Regions from separate parts of the Homo sapiens genome. Here region 2 is linked to region 1. The links are chromatin loops, found by intact Hi-C in ENCODE. Cell type or tissue: PC-9. All regions are shown on one strand. Links, peaks and the distances in the headings refer to the core of each region. The heading gives the core; the rest is flanking DNA.

Region 1 (9,986 bases), core at 3,006-8,005:
GAGGAATGCGCTGCTTGGAGCAGTGAAGGGGTCAGGGAAAGGGGGATGGGGGCCAGGGCAGCCGAGAAGAGAACAGAGCAGTGTAGGGATAGAGTCTGGGAGCCAATGGGTGCAGGAAGAGGCCTGGGATGCTGGCTGAGACCGAAAAGAATGGGAATGGGCCCAATGGGTTTCATCCACTGCGTCTCTACAGTGGGGTGAGGACTTGGGGCTAAAGATTTCACACAGTGGCTTGGCCACAGAGTGGGTCTGCGCAGGCAGCTGCGATGGCTTTGGCAGGCCTCGGGTCTGCAGGCACCAAAGGGCTGCTTGCAGGAACCCTGCATGGTGGATGGTGCTTCAGTTAACTGCTCAGACAGGACTTGTGAGGAGGGATGATGACACCACAGGCTAGAGGGGTGGCTGGATCAGGGACTAGATGAGCTCTGAAGTCCATTCCATCACTGCCACCTGTGATCACATACTTCACAGCTGTCCCAAAGGTTGACCCAACTATGAGATATGCTGGTTGTTTAATCTGTAATTTCAACTAGCTGTATACAAATGTGCCTTCACCACCACAGGCTGAGAAAGGAAACAGACACCCCGGCCTATGCCAGAGGCCTGAGCATAACCACCTAGAGCCAGCCTTGGAGGGTATCAGCAAGAGGCTGAACTGATGAAGGAGAAGGGAAGATGCAGAAGCCCTTGTTCTCAGGGCTCAGAGCAAACTGTGGCATCAGATCTTTTAATATTGCTATTTCTGTTGCTGATAATGACAGCTAAAGTTTATTGAACACTTTCTATGTGCTAGGCACACTATATGGCCTAGCTTGTTTATTCCTCATACACTAAGAGGAAGGTGTTTTTATCCTCATTTTGTAGATGAGAAAACAAGTCCACAGGGATGAAGGAACTTGCTAAGTATTGGGGCCTGGACCCCTAAGAAAAACTGACCCAAGTTCAAAAGATCAGAAAACTACAGCTCCAACAGGAAATATGACTCAATCAAAGACTCAGGAGGTCAGGCACAGAGCAAGGGCTGACATCCAAGTCTCCTGACTGCCTACTCATAGTTCTCTCCACCCCACCACACAGAGACGAAGCACAGTGTCCATTTCTTCTGCCCAAAAGACATCTTGACTGCAGCCTCATGAAAGACCCCAAGTCAGAACCAACAAGCTAAGCCACTCCTAGATTTCAGACTCACAGAAACCATGAGAAATAGTCATTGTTTGTTAAGTCATTATATTTTGAGATGATTTGTGACACGGCAATAAATAACTAATAGAGGGTAAACATCTATTGGCTCATGTGTCAGGATTTGAGGACATTCCCTCTGACATTTCTACTCTCTGTCCTGCTGGAAAGTCCTTTGTCATGAGACAAGGAAAGAGAGAGGCCATAGTGACCCTCTGTCCTCCATAGAGCTGGAGACAGAGTGGACAACTGACGCTGCCTTTCTGGCTCTCAGCTGTGCTGGCCAACAATACTTGTCCATTTCTACCAGCAAACTTCTTCTTAGAAGGTCTGGTAGTAAGTATTTTAGGCTTTGCAGGCCACATACAGTATCTGTTGCAACTACTCAACTCTGCCATTAAAGCGCCAAAATAGCATTAGACAATACATAAACAAATGGGCATGGCTGATTCTAATAAAGCTTTATTTACAAAATCAAGTGGCTGATTCAAGGGTCATACTGTGCTAATCCCTGGTTTAGAGAAAGGAAAAACTAAGTCCATGAAGGTCTGTGGCCAGGCAGGCTTAAAGGGCCCACAGGACACTTCCCATAGAGGGGAAGCTGTTCCTAAACTGCCCTACCCTTGGCCCCACCATTGCTCTACCTCTGCCCCAGGAAGCCAAGATATTTATCATCTCTTGCAAACAACCACCACATATGAAGATAGCTAAGGGAGCTCCAGGTTTGCTGAGAGTCTGAGCACCTGTGAGGGATATTACTAAGGAAATGTCCACACCAGCTAGAAGGTTTCTTTCAACTCTGGGTGCAACAATGTCCAGACACTGCTCCAGTAGTTACTGCTTGCACACATATTACCTCCTTTCTTTCTCACCTGCAATTATTGTTGTGTAACAAATGAACCCTGAAACTCAATAACTTACTCACATGGCTGGCAGGTTGGTTCCTCTCCACACAAACTTCTCCATGAGGCTGCCTGGGTGTCCTCACAGTGTGGTGACAGGCTTCCCCCGCAACTACCTATCCAGGAAACCAAGGAAGAAGCCGCAATGCCTCTCCGACCTAGCTCTGGAAGTCACGCGTCATCACATCTACTGTCCCATTGTTCACACAGGTCAGCCCTGATTCCGTGTGAGAGCGGACTATGCAAAGACAGGGATACCAGCAGGCAAGGATCCCCATCGTGGAGGCTGGGTAGAATGAGTGGGTCCTGAGGTTAGTGCTCCATGGGAGTGATCACTAGAAAAGTTCACCCACTTAAGTTTGGTAGTTGTGTGAGGAAGGACTCTAACACCTGTTTTGTTGTTGTTTGTTTGTTGTTTGTTTGAAATGAAGTCTCGCCATGTCGCCCAGGCTGCAGTGCAGTAGCACGATCAGGGCTCATTGCAGCCTCGACCTCCTGGGCTCAAGCGATCCTCCCACCTCAGACTCCCAAGTAGCTGGGACCATAGGCACACGCCACCATGCCCGGCTAATTTTTGTATTTTTTTGTAGAGACGAGGTTTCACCATGTTGCCCAGGCTAGTCTCAAACTCTTGAGCTCAAGCGATCCGCTTGCCTTGGCCTCCCAAAGTGCTGGGGCTTACAGGCATGAGCCACAGTGCCTGGCCTTCTATCACCTGTCTGCTCAAATCTGTATAGGTGAATTGTTCATAGGAGATGTTGATACTCAGGTACCGATGGCTATAGTTTTTAGCTACATTTGACCACAAGTTTTGATTGCTGGGGTTTCAATCCCATCTTCCTTGTTCTTCTGCCATTCTTAGGAATCTGCAATGGACGTTTGTCATTCTGTTCTGACTTCCCAGCATCTGACACTTGCCTAGAGGAACTTCTCACTGTGTGACTCCTGGTGAGGGCAGGTCCCTGCCCAGTTCTTCAGTCTTTCTGTCAGTATTTGACTGACCCTATGTCACTCCAATAATCCTCTTGCTATTTAAATTAGCTAGTCAGTCACACCTGTAATCCCAGCACTTTGGGAGGCCAAGGCGGGCGGATCACCCGTGGTCAGGAGTTCGAGACCAGCCTGGTCAACACATTAAAACACCCTCTCTGCTAAAAATACAAAAATTAGTCAGGCATGGTGGCACGTGCCTGTAATCCCAGCTACTCAGGAGGCTGAGGCAGGAGAATCGCTTGAACCTGGGAGGTGGAGGTTGCAGTGAGCCAAGGATGCAGTGAGCCAAGATTGTGCCACTGCACTCCAGCCTGAGTGACAGAGCAAGACTCTATCTCAAAAAGAAAAAAAAAAGAAAGAAAGAAAATTAGTTTCTGTTGCTTGCAACCTAGAATCCTAGCAGGTTCTGAGTCTCTAGCACTTACTTTCAGACAAAGTTCTCCTGGTGCCAAAGCCACTACATCTCTGCTGCTGCTGTGGCTACAGTTGCTGAAGTTGAGCATAGACTTCAGAGTCAGACAGACCTAGGTTTGAGTCCCAGCCCTGCCAATTTAATGCAGTGTGACTTTCTACACGTTATTTAACATCTCTGGACTTCTGTTGCTTCCCCTGCAGGATGAGGGAAGTGATATTTAGCTTGAAAGACTGCTATGAGGATCTGCACATAGCATTGTGCCTGGCACAGAGTAGGTGCTTAGTGACTGCTCTTGTATAATAAAATATGATGGTGATGATGATGATGACCATGGACATGTGCTGAAGTTTCTCCTGATGTGATCCCCATCCAGAGTTTATTACAGAGGCAAAGCTACTCCCGTTTGATGACAGGTCTCTGGAGCTACCTTGAATGGTCTGTCCTCTCAGTACCAATTGCTCTTTAGAACCCTCAAAGCTGGTCTTACTCATGGAGTTGAATAAACTCTTTCAATAAGGAACTTGCTATAAGTCCCCTGGGGACTAGTCCAGAGCATGATTCAGAGACACACCCCCAACCCCTCCTATATTCAATGCTTTGCAAATGGAGCTCTTTCTGGCCTGCCCTGAGATCCTAGAACATCTAAGATGGGCATGCAACTTCAAGCCCCACTGTGGTCCTTGCAATCTGATTTCAGGTCATCCAGACCCTTGACCTGGCCTCACAGCCTGACATAGCCTCACAACTACTAGAGATACATCCTGGACGGCAAGCCACACTCTAAGACACTGTGCTCCAGCAGGAGCCCTGGTTTCTCCCATCCCATCTCTGAGCTGGCAGAGCTGTTGCATAGTGTTTCCATTTTTCTAAGGGTTGTTCCAGAGTCTAGGGTGTTCATGAGAAGTAATTTGCAAACCCCATTCCATGCTACTCTAAGAATTATACCCTCATACCAGTCTGGGAAAGAGTCTGACCCCCACCTTCACCCCAAATCATGGCAATGGGTGAGGTGGCACCTATGCTGGTTATGTGGGCACTACAGATAAATGGGCAACTGCAAGATCAGGAAATCATCCTAACACAGAAAGAAACATCTCTTGTTCTAAGACTCCCTCTTTGAACAACCCAGTTAACCCTACAGGCCCCTCATTCGTCTTCCAAAGCACTGATTTGCCGCTTAGGACATATATTTGTTAGACTAGCAGCTGAGTAGTAGCCTCTATCTTTTCCTAGCAAGAGTATAAGCCACCTGGAGTGAGAGCCTTCTTACACTTTCCCTGTCCTCTGCACCTGGCACCTTGCCTGAAGATGAATCAGAGCTGACGAAATACTTGTCGAATGGCTGCTCCATGGATGACACAGAATACAGCTGTAGACCCTGACTACCTGGCCCAAAATAGCAAATATTGTGGGCCATGGGGCCGTGGAAACCTGAGATGCCTCCCAGGGCCACGGCAGATGATTAAGAAAATTGGCTGAGAGATAGGATCGCACCAGCCCACAATAGCCTGTGCATTTTTGTCCAGGTTGGAGAGGCAGGACACAGCCTGTACCTGTTTGGCAGGACACAGCCAGGTCATTCCTGATAGACAAGACACAGCCACCCGACACACGGGGTAGAGCCCCCACAAGGCTGCTGCTCAGAATGCTCCTGCAAGCTCAGCTGCGATTTTAGGCCTGCTGGAGTGAGGTCTCAGGTTACACCAACTCCTCAGCTTCTCAGCTTTTGATGGGAGCTGCTTCTGGACAGGGACATCACCACCAGCCCATTAGTGAAGGAAATATTTGCCAGAGAGCGTCACCCTCCAGGAGGAGAATAACAACTGAAGGTCTATATTTCATCTGTTCCAGGAGTCTTTTAGCTTAGATGAATTCCTTAATCCTTCTTCTCTACCCATAGGCTCAAAGAGTTGCAAATCTTCCACACACTCGGTACCCCTTTTAAGTTTAGAAATTGACCTAACAATAATGCCTCCTTGCAATGTCCTTGCAAGTGGCCTGGTATGCACTGCCTGGTTTGCCCACATGTCAATACTGTGAGGCTGGACATGGGGATTGTTTGGTTTGGAGATGTACTGTGTGATAAATAATGGAACGTTGCAACGGCTAACATTATACTAAACATTTTGCAAAAAAGTAAGCCTCAGAACAACCATATGAAGGGGGGAATGTCACTATCCCCAGTTTCAGATGAGCAAACTGAGGCTTAGAGGTGTTAAGAAACTTCCAAAGTCACCTAACTGGGAAGTGGTAAGACCATGATTCAAACCCAGGAACGTTTGGCTTCTAAGCACAGACTCCTAATGCTCACAGTCCACTTCTACCCACATATTTATGAAATATCAATCACTGTGCTGCCTGCTGGAGACATAGGGACAATTAAGGTACCACCTTGTTGCTCAAGATTCCAACCTAGCCAGAGAAACAAACATTAGCTTAATTTTAAATTATATATTACAGTGTGATATTTGTAATAATAAAAATTATATGTAGGAATGGAAGGATGATGATTAATTCAGTCAATAAGGGAGGAACAGAGATTAGGGAAGGCATACAGAGGAACATTCAAAAAATGAAACTTTATGATTCAATTTCTTTTCTGTTTTGAGTGTGTGATCTTTAGCCATCATTCGTCCACACTGGCATCTATTGAATGAGTCATCCATCATCTGGGAAAGACCCAGGCAAAAGGGTCCCCTTCTCTGAGCCCATGCTTTATAGGTCTTACATATCACAAACCCAAAATAGATTAATGTGTTAAGGAACTTGAGAGCATCTCTGTCATTCAGGATTCAGAACTCAGCATCGGCACAGCACAACCAATAACCCTAAACACCACTCGGATGAGTAACACCATTCAGGCCCCAGAGAAACGCTTCTCCGTGTCTCTTGTCCTGTGTCTGTGAATCAAAGGGAAACCTTGTCCAAATGCCATCCATGAAGATTTGTGGGTTGTGCCGCTGCCAGCGCTGGAGATGGACACCTCCCTTTGGAGGATGGGCAGGATGTGAGCCCCATATGAACTCAGATAAGAATTAGGCAAATTAGTTAACTTACCTTATTCTTCCTCACAGATTTCATGAATGCACAGACTCATGCAAAGTGCAGTATCCTTTCCTAGGAATGCTGAGTGTCTATTTCTTGCTTCTCTCAATGCTCCAGCCTGTGATTCTGGAATCAGTCAAAAATTAAGGCAGTATTCACAACAGCTTCACATGATGGTTGGGAAATAGTTTGCAATATTAAACAAATCCTAACACTTTTAATTTGTGTATTTGCAGGCCTATCCATAACATACAAAAAGCATGATATTAATTCTTTATGTTGGCCACAGGCAGACCTCAAAGGCTAGAATTGTATTAATAAATAGGTTTTATTTTATAAAAATATGTTTAAAGATTTAATTACATTTTCAAAAGATTAAGTAATTTTAATCTAAGTGATGTTGATTTTTAAAGTTGATATGAATTTATTATAAATTATATTTTCTTTTAATTTCAATAGATTGTTTTGCAAATTTTATTTACATAAATATTCAGTCATAGAAAAACATCAGATGGTGTAATGAACTGAGTGTTATGGCTTGCCGAAAGTCATATGTTGAAACTCTAATCCCAATGTGATGATATTTGGAGGTGGCACCTTTGGGAGGTAATTAGGTCATGAAGGTGGAACCCTCAGGAATGGGATTAGTGTCCTCATAAGAAGATGCCAGAGAGCTGGCTAGTTCTCTTTCCACCTCATGAGGATGCAACCAGAAGTCAGTAGTCTGCAACCTGGAAGAGGGCCCTCACCAGAAACCGACCAGGCTGGCACCGTGATCTCAGACTTCCAGCCTCCAGAACAGTGAGGAATAAATTGTTGATAAGCCAGCAATCTATGGTACTTTGTTATACAACCCAAACTGACTGAGACAGATGGGTTTGCTCCCCTCTTTAGCCTCACTCACTTATCTCCCTCAGGATCCCTTCTGGGCCAGCAAACAGGAGATTGGCCAGGTGTGGAGCCTCACCCACAGCACCTGGCTCAGCAGGAAGCATGTAAAAGGCCCCCAGGCCAGGACAGGAGGGGCCTCCGTTGCAAGCTATTTTCACTGCTACTACATATACTGCTCAGTGCCTCACTCTGTCTTGCTTTGACTTGGGCCTTCTGACTGTCTCCTGGTACCTACCTATTCACCTGGCTTCCTGATCTGCTTTGACGGATAGCTCCAGTCACTGATCTCTTGAGCCAGGTCTTTGTCAACCTTGCTTTGACCAGCACAACCCTTGCTTCCTCCCCACGAAGTATTTCCTGATATCCATTGGCCTGCAATGATACAGGGAAATAAATATTAACATGTTTTTGAATTATACATTACAGTGTGATATTTGTAATGATAAAAATTATGTGTAGGAATGAATCAAAGGGTGGTTATTAATTCTGTCAATAAGGAAGGGAGATTAGGGAAGGCTTCCCAGAGAAACACTAATTAAATGGAACTTTATCTATGATTCAAATTATTTTCTATTTTAACTGTGTAATCTTTAGCCATCAACCATCCACACTGGCATCTACTAAATGAGTCATCCACCATCTAGGCAAGGCCCAGACAAAAGGGTCCCCTTCTCTGAGCCCATGCTTTAACAGGTATCACATATCACAACACCCCCAAAAATTAATGTATTAAAGAACATAAAGTAATATGAATATATACTTCAAAAATCAGAGCTCTCCCCCCTCCCTTACCCACTCCCCAAGAATATACAGAGAATGGCCTTCTTCATCTCTCATTTCACATAAATCATTGTAGAAACTACCCTGATCCTAGCTTCACCCTCTGCCCTTCAGGATAATTCATAAAAATCATTAAGCACTGAAATCATCCAGTTCAAACACTGTCTTTTTACAACTGGAGAAACTCAGACACAAGGAGGGGAAGTGACTTTCCCATGATCACCCATCAAGTGAACTGAGACTAGAGCCAGTCTCCAAGCTCCAAGCCCACATCCACACTCTGGTTCCAAAATGCCACGTATCCAGATAATTGTGTGGCATTCCAGCAGCACCCCACCCTAATCAATCTCCACATGACATCCCATAGGGCAGTTATTGTGAATTGTGGGGGGCAGAAGTTGGATGCTGGGTGTGCAAAGGAAAAGCAAGGGAGGTTGTTTCATAAATGACACAATGGCACGCTCCAAAGTTGAGTTGCAGGGCTTCCGCTGCCCTGAGAGACTGCATGCCTTTCTGGAGACTAAACATTTTCACAGTTCCTTTGGCCCAAGGGTTATTTTCTTGTTGGAAAAAATGGAAAAATTCCCCACACGGATGGCAAGAAAAATAACTTCAGCTTGACTAATCCAGAGACAAAGCTTCTTCTGAAATTGCAAAAGGATAGAATTGGAGGGGAGCAAACATTTCTTTTAAATAAACACAGAATATTTCTTTCTTTGCTTTGTTTTAGAGACAGAGTCTCACTTGTTGTCCAGGCTGGAGTGCAGTGGCATGCAGTTATGGACCACTGCAGCCTCAAACTCCTGGGCTCAAGTGGTCCTCCTGCCTCATCCTTGCAAAGTGCTGGGATTATAGGTGTGAGCCACCATGTCCAGCCCCACAGAATGTTTCTTCTGGGTTTCTTTTTATTTGCTCATGCCTAAGAACCCCTAATTGGCTCCTTAGAGAAAGGCCAGGTCCCATGGGTCAGAGGAGAAACTGGGTGGGCATGAGCCTACAGGAGAAGCCCCAGCTCACTGGAGCTCCCTGTCTGGCCAAGCCTGTTAGGAGCTGTGTCCCACAGGGCCTGGGCTGAGAGGGAGACGTGCCTTCTTGCAGAATCCCCCGCATACCCAGATGAGCCCTCCCTAGAGATGGGACTATCAACTGTCCAAGACCCTGTTCATTACTTATCTTCAAAATGTGCCTCCTCTTCTTAACGAATAAATGCCTTTGGCACTAAGAGTTCTTTTGCTACAACTTGTTTCTTAAAATCAAAATAACTTAGGTTGATTTTATCAATTGCATAACTTACTAATTTTTTTATCTGATTTTTCTCAGTTCTTTAGCTAAAGAAAAACTCAAATTAGTATCTATGTTTAAAATATTTCTTCTATGAAGCCTGGGCAACATAGAAAGACCCAATCTCTACAAAAAAATTAAATAACTAGCCGGGCATGGTGGTATCCACATGCAGTCCCAGCTACTCAGGAGGCTGAGGTGGGAGGTTCACTTGAGTCCAGGAGTTCAAGACTGCAGTAAGCGAAGATCGTGCCACTGCACTCCAGCCTGGGTGACACAGCGAGACCTCATCTCTAAAATACATTAAAAAGGAAAAAAATATAACTGTTGGAAAATACTGAAATTGTCAATGACTGCAGGTATCCTTGAAAACATTTCTCCTGTGAGATTAAGTAAATCATCTATATGTTCATGGCATCTATTCTGAGAACTTATTGATGCCTTTAAGGGACGCTTACAGCTGCACTGTCATTAATGACTGTGGATATTGCTAAACAGCA
Region 2 (9,986 bases), core at 1,990-6,989, 160 kb before region 1:
TGGGACCACAGGCACACACCACCATGCCTGGCTAATTTTTTGGTATTTTTTGTAAAGATAGGGTTTCACTGTGTTGTCCAGGCTGCTCTCAAACTCCTGAGCTCAAGCTATCTGCCTGCCTCGGCCTCCCAAAGTGTTGAGATTACAGGTGTGTGTCACTGCACCTGGCCTGGAAAACTCTTATGTGGCAGGTGAAAAATGTAAAAGCCCTCAGCTTTCTGTGATGTTCTAGCAAACACTGGCACATCCAGAGGAACATGTGCCACTTTCGGGCCAAGCCAGCAAAATGATTACGAAAGTCTTTGAAGACCTAAGTCACATTAATGACTCAGAACTGCTGTGTTTTTGACAATGAAGCTTTGGATGGACACACTGACCCAGTGTCGTCTCACCAACCATCCCAGGGTGAGCTCAGAAGGGGACATATGTCACAGTCTTAATCAGCAATTGGCAAGTTTTTCCTTTAAAGGGCCAGATTGTAAATATTTTAGGCTTAGCAGGCCACATACAGCCTCTGTTGTTGCATTTTTTTTAATGTGCATGTTATGTTTTTTTTTTGTTTGTTCTAACATTTTAAAAATGTAAAAGCTATCCTTGGCTCACCTGGCTGTGCAAAAATAAGCAGCGGGCTGGATTTGGCTCATGGACTGCAGATTGCAGGCCCAGGTGTTCCTGGCTTATTTGCAGGTGGTGGAAAGACCACAGGCTTTGGAGCTGAAACTGACTTTGAATCCTGCTGTCCTCACTTTCCAGCTGTGCGAGCTTGGACACGCCTCCTTACCCCTGAGCCTCTGTCCTAATCAGCAGAATTCTTGCATGAAATACTCGCTGCACGTCTACTACCTTGCCAAGCACAAAAGCAATGCTTATGAGGCTGGAATAAAATGAAAAAGCTCCGGCATGGGAAAGGAATGTGGCAGAAGGCACGCTGACTATTGCTTGAACCCTGAAGTGATTTGGGCTGCCCTGGGTGGGAGACCATGAAAAGGGCCTTCGGTTCCATGATGATAGCCTAGAATCGGATACGCTGCATGACAACATCCCAAGGACTCGAATTCAGCCCACTGGGGCTGGGTCCCGAGCACCTGTATGTTTTAAATACAGATCCTCCAGGAGTCTGCCCTGAAGCCTGGGTTTAAGAAGCCGCCAAGGAGTTTCCCACAAGTTTGTGGGTCCAGCGGCAGAGGCTCCAAGTGGTCTGAAAATGGGCATTCATGCAGTCGGCACGGCATCTGCCTGGTTCCCACCTGCACCCAGCTAAGCCTGGTAACCTTCAAATCAAAGCCTTTCCCCCCAGTTTGCTAAGGGTGAAACATGTGCTCACAGCACCAGCTTAAAAGACTATTTCATGCCAAAATAATAACAAGTGTTTTTATGACAGCACAGAAATGGTACCAATAGTCATGGCCCAACATCCCATTACCACCATCGCAGGGAAGAAAACTGGCATTTCGGAGCGAGAACTGATGTGAACCCGTTGTCTGACGCCTGCATCTGTCCCAGCCTTGTTCACAGATGCAGATGCTGAAGCTCAGAGGCATCACCCAAGGCCCAAGGCCACAGGGTTAATAAATGATTTTGATAAAGAGAGAGAGGCCCAGCGAGTGTCCAGTGAGAATGGTTTCTCCTGTGAATTGCAGTCCCGTATAGCAAGGGCTCACCTAAGGTCATCAATAGGTTCTTGGAGTCTTGACTTTAAGAGAAGCAATAGACAGCAAGTTTCCAAATAATGTCGTTTTGTTCAGTGTGATTTCATTATAACATTGATGAGGAAAAAAATTGGTTTCGTCCATCATACGTCATTTTGCTCAAAGTCACAGTTTCCAAGAACCTAATGACATTAAGTAAAGATTTACTGTGGATTTATGGACACTTTGCTTTGTGGCATTTTCTTATGGGTATAGAACAAATGTTCCATTGTTCTGACCTATACCCATAGGTTGTGTAGGTCAGAAAAATGGGACATTTATGCCAAGAATTTTCAAGTGGAATTTTTTTTTAATCTTTTTGAGCTCAAGTTTCTTTAATTTAAAAAAGCAAATTCCAGCCGGGCACAGTGGCTCATGCCTGCAAGCCCAGCACTTCAAGAGGCCAAGGCAGGTGGCTCACGAGGTCAGGAGATCGAGGCCATCCTGGCTAACACGGTGAAACCCCGTCTCTACTAAAAATACAAAAATTAGGCAAGCATGGTGGCATGTGTCTATAGTCCCAGCTACTCGGGAGGCTAAGGCAGGAGAACTGCTTGAACCCGGGAGGTGGAGGTTGCAGTGAGCTGAGATCGCACCACTGCACTCCAGCCTGGGTGACAGTGCGAGACGCTGTCTCAAAAAAAAAAAAAAAAGCAAATTTCTCTTACTACTGGGGGCAATTCTGAGCTGGAGATGCCCAGGTGGTCACTAAATCTATGCTTTACCCAATAAATATATTCCTGAAGAGACTGAATAAAATAAAATCAATACATGATTTTAAGGGAATCTCTGGGTATGTTTTGGGTTTTTTGTTTGGGCTTTTTTTTTTTTTAATAGAAGAATCCTTCTGCAAAGAGAATAATTTGCATTTGGTTTGCAGATTTGGATTTTCTGAATTATAGTATATTGGGTTTTCTTAATTACGTCTGTGATTTAAACTACTGTGTCTCTAGTGACAGTGTCCTAAATTCCCACAGATGGCATTTACACTGTGTGAACACGGACTCTGTGGTACCTAGAAAGAAAGTAACAAGCAGCATCTCTTCAGCACCTCCGTACCGGTCACTGCTCGAGCGATCACATACACTATTTCATTGACTCTTCACAAAAATTCTGCCACACGGGTTGTGTTGTCCCATGAGGTGCAAGCTGTTACATAAAGAAACTGAGGTGCAAGCTGTTAAATACGGGAAGGGAGAGAAATGACAATTCCACCTTAGCTTTTTCTGACTCTAAGGCAAGTGCTTCTCCCAACTCAGGAAGCATGAGGTTTTCCTCATCATTGAAAAACTAAGATGGAGAAACTTCATCCTTCACCCCTCTATTCCCCAGACCAAACACCTTCAGGAAATCCAAATTGTAGGTTGACATGAAAACATTTGATATTAACCCAGCTACCCTTTTCCACAGAGGGAGAAGAAGCTGGGTTGGACAGGCAGAGACGACAGTGAGGCTAGCCTCTCCCCAATCAACTGGAAGCCTGGACCGGCCTCTGCCAGGCAGTGCAGGACCCGAGCCCAGGGTGGGCTGCAGCAGAGTGGTCTAGGTGTCCACATCCCCTACTGAGCCCTGGCACTGCCCTCTGCTCACTGAGGCTCAGCTTCCTCGTCTGTGGTGGGAACCTGCTGCCACCGCCTGCACAGCAAGGTGGCCAGGAGGGGCAGGGTCCACCCTACCCACAGTGGTGTTGGCAGGTGAGGGACCCCTCATCATTTTGACTTTCCTAATCCACGGACGCCCTCTCAGGTATGAGCACCATCCCTTCACACACACCTTGTAAACCCGGAAGGACTTTTTTAAAATGAAAATTTCATTTCCAGCCTCTTACCTGGACACACCATTCCTGGGTTCCCTGATGTGGTAAGGGCCATGGGGAGGCCAGGACTATGCAGGGGCGGGGTGGGTGTGAGACAGCACAGGAATGCACATGGGGGCTCCCTGCTTCCCCAGAGGCCTTGCTGGTTATGAGGCTGCTCCCCGCATTCCCTCACACCCTCCCAGACCCTCTCTCAAGGCACGGAGGAGGAGAGCAGCCACTCCTGCCACCACCAGCTGCTCTTGGATACCTGAGGAATGGAAGGAGCCGGAAACCACCTGGCCTGGACTTGGCTCCCGCCTCTGCTCCTGGCAGGCTTTGGGACACAGCAGATAACTAAGCTCTCCAAAATAGGGCACTGCCACCTCTCACCTCAAATGGCTGCAGGGAGATTAGAAGAAGATAATTAGGAGAAGGGTCTACAGATCAGTGATTTGCCAACATTGAAATGCCAGTCAGAATCACCCACAGGGTGTAACACACAGGTGCTGAGTCCCCTCATCTCTGATTCAGTGAGTTTGGGGCACGGCCCAAAGAGTTTGCTTTTCCATCACATTCCCTGCTGATGCCCGTGCTGCTGGCTCACGGGCCACACGTGGAGGGTCACTGCCACAGATGACAGTTCATGTCCTGTTCCCACTCTCACTGCCACTTCCCACAGGGCTGGAAGCGGGGCCAGCTCCCCGCCAGCTCCTGGCCAGCCTTAAGGATAGGAGGTTGTCCCTAATCACAGTCTTCCCACGGCAGGTACAGGGCTGTGATGAGCACCCATGCCCTCCTCCCCTAACCACATCCTCACCCTGGCAGAGGTGCAAAATGGGTGTTAACCCTGGCAAAATGTAACCTGCTGAATGAATGCCCCAAGGAGTTTCAGAAAAATATGAATCTGGCACCTCAACCACAGAGACTATGACTCAGCAGGTGCCAGAGTGGGCCCAGTCACCACTCTTGTTCCTAAGCACCCAGGTAGTTCCGAGGCAGGCCAGCACTGGAGAAACCCTGCTCTCTTTTTCCAGGTCTGGCCCTTGAGGCGATGGAAGAACAAAGGCCCGTAGCCTCTCAGATTGGCCTCAGCTGATGCACAAACCAGCTTCTAAGCCTCCTTAGATTCTTATGGAGTAAAGTAGGGATTTAAATTAGTAAATAACAGCTAAGTTAGATTGATGCTTAGCTTTTAAATCTTGAAAAAGAAACCCTCATTAGAATTCTTTTGGTCAATATTTCACTTCCAGGTTTTATTTCCAGATCCTATACTTTTTATATAATCACAGCAAATAGACAATTTAATATTCAGCCTTTGCAGTGACCATATTGCAGGCATTTCCCAGTCATTTTGTGTAATTGTTTGATGTCTCAATCCCCCTTTTTCTCTGCTCCTAGAGCAGTGCTTTTCAGAGGTTTAGGTGAATAAAGACTTCATGCCAATTTCAAATGGTTCCCAAAACTCATATTTTATCTTATTGGGCAATTTTCTACGTTCCAAGGACTGTCTTAGGCACAAGTCAACGTTCACAAGTCAATTCCTCCAGTAGATACATATGACAGTTATCTTAGAGGTGGAGGTACATGGAAACTTTCTAGATATTAAATCAGATGAGCTCATGAAACATCAACACAGTTCCTGGCTCATAGTCAGTGCTCCAGGACCCTGTGGGTCAGGCATGGGCCAGGTGCAGAAAATCCAACGATGAACAAACAGGGAGTTTGCCCTCAGGAAGCACACAGTCTGCAGGAAGATGAGTCAGGTGCAAAGAAAACAAAGAGCAAGTCATGAGCCTTACAGAGAGTAAATGCCATGGGTGAGGCTGAAGGCATACATCTAGATCTTTGAACTGTCTTTCCTCAAAGTTTAGAGAAAATCAGAAAATTTCTCTGCAGGCCAAATACCTCTGAGTGGGGCTGACAGGACGACTCAAGCTCCTCACAGCTCAGGGGCCCTTGCCGAAACTAGCTGCACAGAGCAGCCATGCAGACTGGAATGAATTAAACCCAGACTGTCCTGCCTGGTATGGTTCAGAGGCTTTTTGTATGCCCAATGTAGCCAGCTTGCCATACTGAGCAGAGATTTGCCCAAGAATGAATTGTAGGTACAAAGTTCTTTCTAGAAAACATATTATTGAAAAACTTTTTTTCTGAATTATATTCTGCTCAGCATAACAGATATTATTAAATATTAGTTGAAATGAGTGACTGTTCTGTGTCAAAGTATAATGGTCACAGGAGCACCAGCAGGGAAATGACACTGCACTGAGAAATAACAGTTCTCACCCTTTAACATGTAACTACTAACCTTTTTGGTAATAAAATCATCATAACAATAATATTTAATACAATTTCAGATTTCTTCTGGAATCTCAAAATTCAGTTGTGACTTTTGGCTTCAGCCTCAACTTTAGCCAAATATACATGTTTAACAATTTGGCCTTTTGCCAACATCTGATGAACATCGATGCAAAAATCCTCAATAAAATACTGGCAAACCGAATTCAGCAGCACATCGAAAAGCTTATCCACCACGATCAAGTTGGCTTCATCCCTGGGACACAAGCCTGGTTCAACATACGCAAATCAATACATGTAATCCATCACGTAAACAGAACCAATGACAAAAACCACATGATTATCTCAATAGATGCAGAAAAGGCCTTCAACAAAATTCCACAACCCTTCATGCTAAAAAGTCTCAATAAACTAGGTATCGATGGGATGTATCTCAAAATAATAATAGCTATTTATGACAAACCCACAGCCAGTGTCATACTGAATGGAAAAAACTGGAAGCATTCCCTTTGAAAACTGGCACAAGGATGCCCTCTCTCACCACTCCTATTCAACATAGTATTGGAAGTTCTGGCCAAGACAATCAGGCGAGAGAAAGAAATAAAGAGTATTCAGTTAGGAAAAGAAGAAATCAAATTGTCTCTGTTTGCAGGTGACATGATTGTATATTTAGAAAACCCCATCGTCTCAGCCCAAAATCTCCTTAAGATGATAAGCAACTTCAGCAAAGTCTCAGGATACAAAATCAGTGTACAAAAATCACAAGCATTCCTATACACCAATAACAGACAAAGAGCCAAATCATGAGTGAACTCCCATTCACAATTACAAAAAAGAGAATAAAATACCTAGGAATACAACTTACAAGGGATGTGAAGGACCTCTTCAAGGGCAACTACAAACCGCTGCTCAGTGAAATAAATGAGGACGCAAACAACTGGAAGAACATTCCATGCTCATGGATAGGAAGAGTCAATACCGTGAAAATCGCCATACTGCCCAAGGTAATTTATAGATTCATTGCTATCCCCATCAAGCTACTAATGACTTTCTTCACAGAATTGGAAAAAACTATTTTAAATTTCATATGGAAGCAAAAAAGAGCCCACATAGCCAAGACAATCCTAAGCAAAAAGAACAAAGCTGGAGGCATCACGCTGCCTGACTTCAAACTATACTACAAGGCTACAGTAACCAAAACAGCATGGTACTGGTACAAAAACAGATATATAGACCAACGGAACAGAACAGAGGCCTCAGAAATAACACCACACATCTACAACCATCTGATCTTTGACAAACCTGACAAAAACAAGCAATAGGGAAAGGATTCCCTATTTAATAAATGGTGCTGGGAAAACTGGCTAGCCATAGGTAGAAAGCTGAAACTGGATCCCTTCCTTACACCTTACACAAAAATTAACTCAAGATGGATTAAAGACTTAAATGTAAGACCTAAAATCATAAAAACCCTAGAAGAAAACCTAGGCATTACCATTCAGAACATAGGCATGGGAAAAGACTTCATGACTAAAACACCAAAAGCAATGGCAACAAAAGCCAAAATAGATAAATGGGATCTAATTAAACTAAAGAGCTTCGGCACAGCAAAAGAAACTATCATCAGAGTGAACAGGCAACCTAGAGAATGGGAGAAAATTTTTGCAACATATCCATCTGACAAAGGGCTAATATCCAGAATCTACAAAGAACTTAAAGAAATTTACAAGAAAAAAACAACCCCATCAAAAAGTGGGCAAAGGATATGAACAGACACTTCTCAAAAGAAGACATATAGGCAGCCAACAGACATACGAAAAAATGCTCATCATCACTGGTCATCAGAGAAATACAAATCAAAACCACAGTGAGATACCATCTCACGCCAGTTAGAATGGCAATCATAAAAAAGTCAGGAAACAACAGATGCTGGAGAGGATGTGAAGAAATAGGAATGCTTTTACACTGTTGGTGGGAGTGTAAATTAGTTCAACCATTGTGGAAGACAGTGTGGTGATTCCTCAAGGATCTAGAACTAGAAATACCATTTCATCCAGCGAGCTCATTACTGGGTATATACCCAAATGATTATAAATCATGCTACTATAAAGACACCTTCACACGTATGTTTATTGTGGAACTTTTCACAATAGCAAAGACTTGGAACCAACCCAAATGTCCATCAGTGATAGACTGGATTAAGAAAATGTGGCACATATAAACCATGGAATAATATGCAGCCATAAAAAAGGATGAGTTCATGTCCCTTGTAGGGACATGGATGTAGCTGGAAACCATCATTCTAAGCAAACTACCGCAAGGACAGAAAACCAAACACCGCATGTTCTCACTCACAGATGGGAGTTAAACAATGAGAACACATAGACACAGGGTGGGGAACATCACACACTGGGGCCTGTTGGGGGCTAGGGGAGGGATAGCATTAGGAGAAATACCTAATTGTAAATGACGAGTTGATGGGTGCAACAAACCAACATGGCACATGTATACCTATGTAACCAAACTGCACATTGTGCACATGTACCCTAAAGCTTAAAGTATAATAATAATAAATAAATAATTAAACAATTTGGCCTTTTGCAATCTGGCCAACTGTATATTCAGAGCACCTCCATGCTCTTACCAGGGGAATGGGAAACAGGAGACCCTGCCTGGACTGGTTTCTGTTCCCTGACTCCTCCGCTCTTTCCTGCCTTCCTGCCTACCCCAGCCCCCAAATAAGCAACTGGGCCAAGGATGGACAAGTGTCTCAAACCAGGCTAAAGCCCTTCTGCGTAATTTTTCTAAATGGAGCCAGCAGGGAAGAACTTCTTTTTATTTTCTTTTTTGGAAGCTGAGAGGGATTTGACCTCAGAGCTGCTTCTGAAAGCTTTGTTCCTGGGCATGCAGGAAAAATCAGGCAGGAGAGAAAAAAATGAAAGAGAATTGGTGCCCAGGATCTCAGAGCTGCCCTACCTCCCATAGCTCTTCCTTACTGGTTCTGTAAGCTAGCCCAAGGTCCTTCCAATAAATCCTCCACTTATATTGGTCTCAGTTGAATTTTTGTTGATTGTCACCAAATGAGCCCTGATGAATGTAGCTAGTACAGGGCTTAGCACAGAGCCTTGTACATGGTAAGCCTGTGATTGTTGTCAAGCATTTGTGTTCATCTGTGTCCCTAGAGTCAGAGCAGTGCCTCGCACAGGTAGGTAGTTATAAACGTTGACCAAATCTCCTGACCCAGTCTACATAACAACCAGCTAACAACAGGATGACAGGACCAAATCTGCATATGTCATTATTAACGTTGAATGTAAATGGGTTAAACGCCCCACTTAAAAGGCACAGAGTGGGAAGTTGGATAAAGAAGCTAGACCCAACTATATGCTGTCTTCGAGAAACCCATCTCAAATGCGGGGACACCCCCAGGCTCAAAGTAAAGAGATGGAGAAAGATATATGAAGCAAATGGAAAATAAAGAAGAGCAGAGGTCCCTATTCTTATTTCAGACAAAACCAACTTTAAACCCACAATGATCACAAAGGACAAAGAAGGGCTTTAAATAATGATAAAGTGTTCAATTCCAAGAAGACTTAACTGTCCTGAATATATGCGCACCCAACACTGGAGCCCCAGATTCATAGAATAAGTTCTTAGAGACTTAAGAAAAGACTTAGATAACCACACAGCAAAAGTGGTAGACTTCAACACCCCACTGACAGTGTTGGACAGCTGATTGAGGCAGAATACTATTAATACAAGATATTTTTGACCTAAATTTGACACTTGACTAAATAGACTTAATAGACGTCTACAGAATATTCCACCCAACAAAAACCAAGATACACATTCTTTTCATCTGCACATGACACATACTCTAAAATTGACCACACCCTTAACCATAAAGCAATTCTCAACAAATTCAAAAAAATCCAAATCATACCAACCACACTCTCGGACTACAGTGCAATAAAAATAGAAATCAATACCAAGATCTCTCAAAACCAGACAATTAAATGGAAATTAAGCAATCTGCTTCTGAATGACTTTCGTGTAAATAATGAAATTAAGACAGAAATGAATACAGTCTTTGAAACAAATGAAAACAAAGATACAACATACCAGAATCTCACAGCTAAAGCAGTACTAAAAGGAATGTTTATAGCACTAAATGCCAACACAAGAAGTTAGAAAGGCCTCAA

The links. Peaks named below come from ENCODE experiments on the same cell type or tissue, not always from the same donor. Only the 100,000 strongest peaks of a DNase experiment are listed, where the experiment ranks them.
Region 2: it touches region 1 in a loop (6-fold over the local background); 2 of 110 quality-filtered maps call a loop at or near these places.

The regions. Positions count from the first base shown.
Region 1 is chr15:63,014,816-63,024,801 of GRCh38, forward strand. No RefSeq gene overlaps it. Among named protein-coding and RNA genes, the nearest start is that of TPM1, 23 kb to the right of the region's middle. In PC-9, for the core only: no CTCF peak of the experiment used is centred there; a DNase peak (open chromatin) is centred at 4,946; H3K27ac peaks cover 2,546 bases.
Region 2 is chr15:62,853,318-62,863,303 of GRCh38, forward strand. All of the region lies in intron 1 of LOC105370854 (a long non-coding RNA gene), which reads right to left. Among named protein-coding and RNA genes, the nearest start is that of MIR190A, 34 kb to the left of the region's middle. In PC-9, for the core only: no CTCF peak of the experiment used is centred there; DNase peaks (open chromatin) are centred at 3,874 and 4,394; H3K4me3 peaks cover 1,616 bases; H3K27ac peaks cover 4,765 bases.